Regions from separate parts of the Homo sapiens genome. Here all the other regions are linked to region 1. A link is a contact called in ENCODE Hi-C or POLR2A ChIA-PET data. All regions are on one chromosome and are shown on one strand. Each heading gives the region's core, a stretch centred on a gene start or an enhancer-like site at or near the end of the contact. The rest is flanking DNA. Distances are from core to core; before and after follow the strand shown. Region 1 has its middle 200 kb from the start of SNORD151. Region 2 holds the start of LINC01447 (long intergenic non-protein coding RNA 1447). Region 3 overlaps TNS3 (tensin 3).

Region 1 (3,670 bases), core at 346-2,845:
CCCAGCAATCTGTGTGCAGAGATCTAAGGATGATGGCCCATACACTGAGGCCTCTTGAGTTTGTCTTTAGTCTCCTTTTAGATTCTTTTATAATAGCTTTATTGAGACATAATGCACATACTGTGCAATTCACATATTTGAAGTGTACGATTCAATGGTTTTTAGTATATCCACCATCACTGCAATCAATTTTAGAAGATTTTCATCACCTCATAAAGGAAATTTCTTTTGTTTTATCTCCTGGTATTTCTTTATAGTTATAGACAGATGGTAAAGATGGCTGAAATGTGGGTGGGGAGCACAAAGGGGGGTGAGGAAGTTGCATAGTAGGAAAGGGAGAAGGGTCTGCACTGTCCTGCCTGAAGGAACTTACCATAGTGATGATGTGAGCTGTTATGTGCACTGAGACGGGAGACCCCCAGACCAATGCATCAGTCACGTGAAGATGGGGGCAGCCTCGGCCCCAGCAGTACGAGGAGTTCACCTTGACCCTTTGAAAAGCTTACCAACCCCTGTCCTGTGTGATCACTATTACAGAGGATAAACTAGTCATATGGGAAATGGGTCTCAATGTTTCACAGTTTGAGATGCTGAACATCCACAAATCCTGTCAAATGACTTCATGGGGATTACAGAAAATCCTATTCAATAATTTTTAAAGGTAACTCTATCTAGATATTATTTAGTGAAGATTCCTTGCCAGGCAACATCTGAATCACTTAATGTGTACTAACTCATCTGATTCTCACCACAATCTTGGCATGTAAGCCTGATTGCTTTTCCCATTTGACAAATGGGAGAAGCTAAATAACTTGTCATTGTACTAGAGTGTATACAAGGCAGAGCCAAGATTTGAAGCCAGGCAACGTGGCTCCAGCATCCACATTTCTAACCACTAAATTTTCCATTTCACTAGCTTTCCATTTTGAACCTAGCCACTAACATATGCAGCCCTCATCTTTGCAAATAAAGTTTTAAAATACGGCCTTCTGTAGTAAGTGACGCTGCCCACCAGGGGGCAGGACTGCCCCACAATGCTCTCAGTCACTCCCTTCATTCACTACAGTCCCTGGCCCACTGAGGTTGTAAATTGAGCTCAAACCTTTCTGTGAAAATGCAGGGCAAAGGGCAGAAAGAGGGAACCACTCAGGGGAAATGGCTCACTGGGGACGTGTGTGCACAGAAGTCCTCTCCGTGCCATAGCAGAGGACACAGGCTCTGGAATCCCGTGGGCCAAGTTTTCGCAACATTCTGTGCTAGTTGGCTGGATGCCTCTATACAAAGAAATTAAAGCAAAGAGAAAAGCAGGGGGTAAAGGGGACCATAGAAGAAAAAATTCTTCATATTTTTCTTTGCCTGTCTCCCGACCATAGCCAAATCACTAAACTTTTCTGACCCTGACCTTCATGATCTGTAAAATGGGGATGGGCCAGCTGCTATGTGACCCCTGGAGAAGAAACGTCCCGTCAGCAGGGCCCCTCCTGTCAGGGAGAACCTCAGCCGCCTTCAACAGCTCATTTCCAGGCAGCTAAGGTCACCTCACTCTTCTTGAGCCCTTCAGTGTGGAGCTGCCATTGCAGCTCTAACAAGTTAATCATAAGCCACCCCTCATGGCGCCAGGGCGAGGCTGTTTATAGACTTATCAACTCATGACACACAGGGTGGTTCACGTGACTTAAGCTTTGAGTCCTATATCTTGGCCCAGATGGCAGGAAGGATGCTTTGACCCATGACCACTCTGGTTTGTTCCTGGGTTGGACATTCCTTGGGCTTTCTTCAGTAGAGGGAAGCTTGAATACATAAACCATAGCTAACATGGGAAGTGCAGACATTGCGTTCTGCAAGCAGTAGGCACTCAACCAATGTCTGCTGTGCTGTCCTAATCGGCTGAATGTGGCACAGGAATCCAGGAGAGTCGATACGGCCTGGGAAACCATGCAGAATCTCCCCAAGGAGGAGGCACTTCTCCATATTCATTCTACTCTGACCCAAGCACGTGGCAGGGCTTGCTCTGTTCTTTGCAAAAGAGACAGTTTGATTGACATTTTCCTCACCTCCATCTTTCCTGCTCTAAACCACAAGCCAGACAGACAGAAAGACAGCTCCATTACTTCAGTGCTGAGCCAGTCTCCGCAAGGAGACAGCCTTACGTTGACCAGGCAGTGGGCTGGCGGGTGAGTGACGAGTGACAGGTGTCAAGTGTGAACCTGCCTAGGTGCTCCTGAAGCCTGACCCTGGCCTTCTTACACATCCGTCTGGAGGACATTCCCAGTGAAAACTGAATGCCTGCAACTTCATCAGCCTTTAGGGGAAAAAAATGAAGCCACGTTAACTTATAAAATAATAATAAACTTGGAAGTTAGACATAGAGGAAAGTACACAAATAATAAGGAAAAAGCTCCATTAATTTTCACAGTGAATACACCCAAATGAAAAAAAAAAAAAAAAAAAAAAAACAGAACAGCATCAGTGCCTCAAAAGCCCCTCTAATATTCCCTCCCAAACAGCACTGTCTCTTTCCTCCCCAAGAACTGCCATCCTGCCCTCTACTGCCACAGGTTAGTTTTGTCTGATTGTGATATCCATATAAATGAAATTTGATAATAAGTACTCTATGACAGGTCTGGCTTTTTTGGCCTGTGGTTATGTCTAAGTTTCATCCGTGTTGTTGAGTGTAGCCACTGATAACACCTAGACCACCAGGTCTCAACTCAGTCCTTTTAAAGTGGGCCCCAGGTATCTCAGGGCCTCCTCAAGAGGTGCCTTACATGTACTTAAGAATAGGTCTGCCTGAGGCACCATGCAACACCAAAAGATCACAGTGCTTCTAGTACTATGGGCTGAGTCAATCAGGCTGCAGAAGGCAGGGAGAGATGCTGAAACTCACTGCTCCAACCCAACCCAAGCCACATCTGTTACTGATTTGAGACCTTTCCTCATTTCTAGTGTAAGCATTTAGTGCTATAAATTTCCCTCTCAGCACTACATTAGCTGCATCCCATGGATTGTGATATGTTTTATTTTCTACAGAATTCATTCTGTTCTATGTTTTAAAAAAATTATTTTTGAGACTTCTTTGATGGGTTATTTAGAAGAGTGTTGTTTAATTTCTAAGTAATGAGAAATTGTTAATCTTATTATTATTAAATTTAACTTTTATTCCATTATGATCAGAGAACATGCTCTGGATGATATCCATTTTTTAAAATTTGTTGAGATTTTTTTCGTGGCTGAGAACATGACCTATCTTGGTGAGTATTCCATGAGTGCTTAAAAAATGCATAATTCTACTATTCTGTGGAGCATTCTACATACCAATTAGATTCTGTTGGTTGCTTGTGTTGTTCAGTTCTTCTGCATCCTTTCTGACTTGTTGTCTAGTCATTTGTCTTAGTCTGTTTGGGCTGCTATAACAAGAATATTATAGAATTATAAAATGCAAACATTTTTTCTCACAGTTGTGGCGGGTGAGAAGGCCAAGATCAAGATGTCAGCAGATTTAGTGTCTGGTGAGGGCCCATTCCTCATAGATGGCTCCTTCTAGCTGTGTCTTCACATAGTGGAAGAGGCAAACAAGTTCCCTTGGGCCTCTTTTATAAGGCCACTAATCCCAGTCATAAAGTCTCTGCCCTCATGACCCAATTACCTCCCAAAGGCCCTATCTTTCAAT
Region 2 (3,670 bases), core at 767-3,266, 350 kb after region 1:
AGAAAGCAGGCCCTCACCAGATACCAAATCTGCTGGCACCTTGATCTTGGACTTCCAGCTTCCAGAACTGTGAGCAATACATTTCTGTTGTCTATAAGCCACCCAGGCTATGGTATTTTGTTACAACAGCCTGAAGGAACAAAGACAGTAAACCACTGGAAGAAAAAGTCTGAGTCTTAGTTATTCATTTGCATCCCCAAAGCCTAGCATACAAGCTAAGTACAATAAATTTCTGTTGAATGAGAAATTTTCTGTATATCTCAAAGCTCATCTGAAGCAGCTGATAAAGGTCTCAGGTTTTTTAAAAAGCTGGAGATATTGGGGTACACCAAGCTACAATAATTCCAGCTGCAGATGTCTCCAGGATTACCTTGTGGGTATTCCATCCATCCGTGTGAAGGCATCATCTCAGCCAGTTCCTGAGCATGTGTCTGTCTTTATAAACAAAAGCAAATAATAAAGCCTAAAGTAAACATCTTTTAAAGACTTAAATATGACTGCTTTTGGATAATTGACCAACTTTTCTGGTCTCCCATGGCCAAGTTGGGGGATAAGGATGCTAAGAACCCTCCTCATGGACCCCATCTACTTCCAGGCCCTCCTCTCTCCATGCTCCCACCCTTGGCTTCAGCCCTGACAACACTGCACAGTCCTGTCTCTCCCCCATATCTTTACCTGCTGGCACGTCCTTCCCCAGCTTGGGATGTGCTTCCTCCCACTCCACTGTGTTGAGCTAACTTCTAGTCTCCCACTGACATTTTCTTTTTTTTTTTGAGACAGAGTCTCACTCTGTTGCTGCCCAGGCTGGAGTGCAGTGGCACAATCTCCTGTTCACTGCAACCTCTGCTTCTCGAGTAGCTGGGACTACAGGCATACACCACCACACCCAGCCAGTTTTTGTATTTTTAGTAGAGACAGCTTCACCATGTTGACCAGGCTGGTCTGGAACTCCTGACCTCAAGTGATCCACCCACCTTGGCCTCCCAAAGTGCTGGGATTACAGATGTGAGCCACGGTGCCCGGCCCCTCCTGTTGACATTTGACTGCAGCTTCCCTTCTCCTGCCCCAGGCTGACGTCCATGTCCACCTCCTGGGCTCCCACTGACTTGCACTGAGCCGCAGATTCACCCGCATGGTGGTCTACAGACTCGCCTGCACGCAGGAGGACATCAGGCACCTTGCTTGCTGCATGGGGAGAATCACACAGGAGCCCAGGAGGGCAGCAGCTCCAGGACCTGGTGTCCTTCCTGTGGTTCTTGTTGAACATCTTGGGCTGGCTTCTCATGGTGATGGAGAAGCTTGTAGCAGCTCTGGCCTTCCCACCCTCACAACAATGGCCAGGGGCCATAGAAGATGTGTCCTGTCCCTGATCACACAGTCAAGGTGAGGAAAATATCCCCAGAGGCCACTACAGCAGACTTACCTCTATTTGTTCATAGCGCGCGAGGGGCTGAGTGAGCCCCACACCCCGAGCCACAGAACCACAAGTTCCTGAACAAAACTGGGTTATCTTAGCAAGGAACGAAGTGATGGCTGTGAGACAGGCCACCGGTGGCCGCGTCACAGAGCCTTGGGGACAGTGGAGCCAGCCAGGGTGTGGGGCCAAACAGTAATGGTAGGAGAACTTGTCTCAGGCCTCGGTGCAGCCCAGCCAGTTACCCAACAAGGCCCAGGGCTGGCAAGAAGCAGGACTTGAAAGAGGGTCATACAGGGTGGGGCCAGAGCTCCGTAAATCCCCCTAGGGAAGGACACATTTATTTCCTACTGGCGCAGCAAGTTGTGGGATCAAGAAGATTGAAGAAAAGGTTCCCTGTCCCCCTCGCAGGGTGTGTGATGGGGTTGTGGTTCACTGCTTCAGTGTCCCACTGCTCAAACCTCTAGGGGAGTGTACAGATGGGCAGGTTGCGGGGCTCCGACCCCACAGCAGCCTCTAGGGATCAATGTTTACAGCTCCTGAAGCCCCAGTGGGCATGTGTTACAGGGAGCTCTTTTAGTTCAGCCGTCCGTAGGCGGCTTGTGTTAATCAGCTCAATTAGACTCCCTTCCTTATCACACGGACAGAGGGCTTTCTGTATCCTGGGGTTTCTTGTCTTGGTGTACCGGAAGAATTGGATCATGGGTGGGCTTGGAGAATGAGTGCAAGGTTCTATTGAGTAGAAGTAGCCCTCAGCAGATGGGGGAGCCAGAAGGGAGATGGTTTTTGCCTGCAGTCAGGCCACTTGGCCGCCCCAGCTCTCCTCTGACTGCTCCAGCCAAACTCCGCCTCATTCTGCCAGTCGATGGCCAGCATGTCGGCATCTGTTGATGTGCTCTTCTGCTGGCATGCTCCCTCGACGTTCTCTCAATATCCGGCCGCCTGTGTCTTCTTCTGCTGATCTGCTCCTCTCCACATCCAGCGGCTTGTGTGTCTGCCTGGTAGGGTCTTGGGGTTTTTTATAGGCACAGGATGGGGGCGTGGCAGGCCAGGGTGGTCTCAGGAAATGCAACATTTGCATGCAAAGGCAGGAGCGGTTGTCCTCACCTAGGTCTGTGGGGGTGGAGCCCTAACCAGGGATCATGCCCTCCTATACCCAGCACTTCCCTTTCCCCTTCCGTATCATTTAAAGGGACCACACTCTTCCCTTCCCAGCACTTCCGTATCAATTGGGGCAGAGGGCTCCATAGGCAAGGCCTTCCCTCAAACAGTGCTGATGTCTGAAGAGTTCATCTTGAGTTGAACTGGAGAGATGCTGTCTTCTTTTAGTTGTTCTGTTGTCCCTCTCTAACTTCCTTCCTTCCTCTCTACATGTATCTCCTTCCATCTCTCCCCATCCCACTTCCTCTCTTCCACTTCTCTCTCTCCCTCCCTTCCTGTCTCCATTCCCTCCCACCTCCCTCCCTCTCTCCCTTCCTCTGTCTCTCCAGCTTTCTCTCTTTCCATTTTTCTCTTTCTCCCTCCTCCCCCTTCCTCTACCACCCCTTCTTTCCCTCCCTTCCCCCCCAACCTTCCTCTCTCTCTTCTTCTCTCCCTCTCTCTCTATCTCCTACTTTATCTTCCAGTCCAAACACTGTGCAGGCTGCCAAATATTAACATGGAAGGAATGTTATGCTAACTCTTTTCAGCATTGGGAATTCATTAGACTCAGGCCCTCTTAGATCTTTCTCTCAAACTTTGAGTTTTTAAAAACATCTTTTTTTGCTCCCCCACAGATGAGGTCAGGAAGTGGCTAAGAAGAGATCCATGAAGATTAACATTCAGTGCTCAATTTCTGAAGGAAACAGGGAGTGAAAGGCCGTGGAAGAAAACAGGGCTGCCACGAACATGCTCTTGGCTGTTTGAAAAGATCCAGCGCAGCTTGAACTTCAAAAATAACTCCATTCACTATGGTTGCAGTTGGGCTTGGGGAATTTCTCACAATCAAAAGCAGCTGCTTCATCTCATTTAGCCATTAGGCTGAGCTCCACAGGCTCGCTGCAGGATCTTAGAGCCTACAAGGCCCTGCTAAGAGTAGCCGCGTTTTCCAGCATGCAGTAGATCAGCGAGTGTTTACATTTGTGTTTGGAATGCTCATGAGTCCTTTGGGGCAAAGACTGAGTCATTAATCAGAGCTTTCTATGAACGTATTGCTGCCCAAGCCTCTGTGAATGTGAGTACGGCCTTGTCCCCTGAGTGACGCTGAAAGAGAGTGAA
Region 3 (3,670 bases), core at 650-3,149, 280 kb after region 1:
CATCCCTCCCACCCATCCCCACTCAGCTAAACATTGGTCCCCAAATGCAACACTGAGGTCTCCCCTGCGAGGCCTTCTCAGGGTGGATCGGGCAAGGTCTTCTGGCCCCAGGCCTCAGGGCCCCACAAAAGTTCTTACATCACAGGGAAGCCCTGCACCCTCACCCTGCCCTTCACCTATCCAAGGCCCAGACGCGAGAAGGGGTCCATGCCTGTTTGCTGAATTAATGAAGGAAGGAAGAAGGGAAATGGGAATAGAAACACGGCCCCATGGTTCCATGGCCAGCAATGTCCACAGGAAGCCTTGATGTATGGAGAGGGCTTGGTGAACTGCACAGCCCTTTGCAAAAGATAAACGCGTAGAACAAATGGGTGAGCAGCCAGACCACAGGATCCGTCCTGTAAGGCGGTAACCTTGGCTTGCTGTCCCTCTGACCTTCACCTTCCCAACCTCATGTAAGCAAGATGCTGTCCCTAGTTGTCCCACAGCAAGACAGCTAGGACCAGGAGATAGAAGCACAAAGACACATTTGCAGCAGGGTCTCAATGGGCAAGGCACATGAGAACAAAATCTCTATGTTCTCATTTCAAACACATATCACAATGGTCAATTCTCCTTCAAGGAATGTGTTCTAAGGCAATGACCATGCCTGGAAAGATCTACGTGGAAGGGCAGGGTACAGAATTATGCACAACAAAAAAGGCTGGAAGCAGTTTTAATAGCCAGCAACTGGGCTCTGGTCATTTTATGGTACTAACATAGAATGGGATTCGAATACTATGAAGTCACTAAAAATAATAATCACATCCATATTCACTTATATGGAAAACGCCCATGGGATATTAACAAAGTTACAAAACAAAACAGACCTAAGTTTTGGTCATTCCTAAACAGTCTTACCCCACTCCTGAGGAGTCATGCCACCCCAAAGAGACAGAATTTTGCTGTGGAGTGACTGAGCACATCTCCCAAGTCTGCACCCAGCCAAGGAACATGAGCTCACTCAGAAAAAGGGCAAGGAGGGGCTCAGCCTCTTGGGAGCCTGGGTGAATAGCATTCACCAGACCTGTGGGAAGCGCCAGGAAGATCTTCCTAAAACACCCGGTTCCTTCAGGAAGCATCTCCTCGGAGTGCCCCTGCTTCTTTCTCAAATGGGCAAGGTGGGCTCCCTGCTGCACAGAGGGCAGACAAGCTCTAGCACCTGAGCTCCCGGGCAGAAGGCTGGCCTGGTGTCCACTTCCTGCCGCTGGACTCGGGAACTGAGCAAAAGCAGGTGGCTAGACCCTGGGCACGTCCTGAAGGTGGAGGCCCAGTGGGGCACAGCCATGGACTGGATGGTTCTGTCTCACTCCAGGTGTTTCCTTAAGCAAATGGGGAGACCACGGAGGAGGTGGGTGAGGGCACAAAACGTCATGTGGCTGGAGCCCTGGGTGTGGCCACCTCAGGCCAAAGGGAAGGAGCTAGAGTTCCAGCATAGCCACCAGGAGCAGGGGAGCCTTTGGCTGGGTCAGGGTTCAAAACTACAGGCAAGGAGACCCCCAGTGGAATAATTCATGCCTTGGGGAGCACTTTGAAAAGTCATTGGACAGTCTACAATGAGAACTACGAAAACATTCGCACTGCAGACCCTGCTCTTTCCACACCTGTGAATCTCAACTCAGTAAGTGTCCACAGACAGGAGAGAAACAACACCCCACACAGGCAAAGTTAAGTCAGCAGACCAAGGTTCACACTGTGCACATGTGTGTTAGATAAGTAGAGAGTAAGAAGTGTGCAAATTCATGGAATGGAAGTATGGCTGTTATCACCCTAAATTCTTGCACTTGCAGAGACTGAAATAACAGGGAATGACGTCTGCTAAGGCACAGCTGGAGCGGGGCAGGGGTGGGGTGGAGAGGGAGGCTACAAAACCGTGTGTCCACCGGGAGCGATCCTTGGCCTCTCTGCAAATGCACTTCTTGTGTTGGAGTGCTTTTACAAGGAAAATGGAAACATTTAAACAGACATTGAAAAGGGGCGGCATTCTTACCCACCATATTTATCTGCATAAACCTCCCCACGCCCATCACATTCTTCTGGCACACCTAATTCATTTCTTTTTTTTTCATTATTTTTCTCCTGAGGCTATTTTGGCTGCAAGATAGATTCTAACAGAATAACAGGGATTTAACAAATAAAAGGAATGCTTAGGGATGCGTTAACAGTAATCTTGCCAAGCCAGGAAGCCGTCTAGAGCTTGGCACATGAGTGAAGGCGAGAAACAATTTGCCTGGAGAAACAAGAAGAAAAATAACAACAAAAAATCACTCTCTGCCTCCGTTGCAGAAATCAACAAGACACACACAGGCAGACAGACCTCGTTTTATTGTGCTTTGCTTTATTGAACTTTGCAGATACTCAGTTTTTTTTAACAAACTAAAGGTTTGTGGCAACCCCACGTCAGTGCCATTTTCCCAAAAGCATGAGCTCACTTCTGGTCCCTGTGTCACATTTTGGAAGCTCTCACCATATTTCAAACTTTTTCATTATTATTATATCTTTCATGGTTATTTGTGATCTGTGCTCTTTGATGTTACTATTGTAATTGTTTTGGGGTGCCATGAACCAAATCCATATAAGACTGCGAACTCAATGGATAAACGTTCTGTGTGTTCTGATGCTCTGGACTGCTCTTTCCCTCTCCTCGGACCTCCATATTCCCTGAGACACAACAACACTGAAATCAGGCCAATTAATAACCAGTAGTGTTGAAGTGAAAGGAAGAGTCACATCTCTTAAAAGCTAGAAATGAGTCAGCTTAGTGGGGAAGGCATGTGCTCAGACAGGCTAAAAGCCAGGCCTCTCATGCCAAACAGTTAGCCAAGGTGCAAATGCAAATGAAAAGTTCTTGAAGGAAATTAAAAGTGCTGCTCCAGTAAACACACCAATGATAAGAAAGCAAAACAGCCTTTTTGCTGTTACAAAGAAAGTTTGAATGGTCTGGATTAGAAGATCAAACCAGCCACCACATTCCCTTAAGCCAAAGCCTAATCCAGAGCAAGGCCCTAACTCTCTTCAATTCTATGCAGACTCAGCAAGGTGAGGAAGCGGCAGGAGAAAAGTTTGAAGCTAGCAGAGGTTGGCTCAAGAGGTTTAGGTAAACAAGCCGTCTCCATAACATAGCAGAGTAAGGTGAAGCAGCAAGTACTAATGTAGAAGCTGCCGCAAGTTATTCAGAAGATCTAGCTAAGACCATTGATGAAGGTGGCTACACTAAACAACAGATTTCAATGCAGACAAAATCAGCCTTCTATTAGAAGATGCCACCTAGGACTTTCATAGCCAGAGAGGAGAAGTCAATGTCAAGCTTCAAAGCTTCGAAGCACAGGCTAACTGTCTTGTGAGGGGCTAAGGCAACTAATGCCTGGAAGTTGAAGCAAATGCTCATTTACCATTCTGAAGATTCCAGAGTCCTGAAGAATTATGCAAAATCTATCCTCCCTGTGCTCTATAAATAGAACAGTAAAGCCTGGATGACAGAACTTCTGCATACAACATGGTTTATTGACTATTTTAAGCTCACTGTTGAGACTTACTGTTGAGCTCACTGTGGAGACACTACTGCTCAGAAAAAAAGAGATTCGTTTCAAAATATTACTACCTGTTGACAATGCAGGTGGTCATGCAGCAA

What was found. A loop is a pair of places that touch in the nucleus more often than their neighbours do. ChIA-PET counts read pairs that join two places held with the same protein, here RNA polymerase II (POLR2A). Pooled maps may share reads with other maps.
Region 2: a loop to region 1 is called in a map with no recorded cell type, with 2.2 times the contacts of the local background. The contact joins the promoter of LINC01447 here to the enhancer-like site in region 1. A Hi-C loop is called at or near these places in 2 of 37 single-sample maps with no recorded cell type and 3 of 50 pooled maps. POLR2A ChIA-PET finds 5 or more read pairs at or near these places in 2 of 52 experiments (RWPE1 and activated CD4-positive, alpha-beta T cell).
Region 3: a map of left colon shows a loop between it and region 1 (4-fold over the local background). The contact joins two enhancer-like sites. A Hi-C loop is called at or near these places in 1 of 168 maps with a recorded cell type or tissue (left colon), 1 of 37 single-sample maps with no recorded cell type and 5 of 50 pooled maps. POLR2A ChIA-PET finds 5 or more read pairs at or near these places in 2 of 52 experiments (AG04449 and BJ).

The regions. Positions count from the first base shown.
Region 1 is chr7:47,265,401-47,269,070 of GRCh38, forward strand. No RefSeq gene overlaps it. Among named protein-coding and RNA genes, the nearest start is that of SNORD151, 200 kb to the right of the region's middle. Within about 2 kb of position 1,596, at least 10 of the 41 ENCODE cell types and tissues checked have a DNase peak (open chromatin) inside an H3K27ac peak, as active enhancers do.
Region 2 is chr7:47,619,923-47,623,592 of GRCh38, forward strand. LINC01447 (long intergenic non-protein coding RNA 1447) reads left to right here and starts at 2,017. Exons shown (of 4, transcript NR_108090.1): 1 at 2,017-2,415; 2 at 3,190-3,670.
Region 3 is chr7:47,550,017-47,553,686 of GRCh38, forward strand. The region is part of intron 1 of TNS3 (tensin 3); the gene reads right to left. Among named protein-coding and RNA genes, the nearest start is that of TNS3, 30 kb to the right of the region's middle. Within about 2 kb of position 1,900, at least 4 of the 41 ENCODE cell types and tissues checked have a DNase peak (open chromatin) inside an H3K27ac peak, as active enhancers do.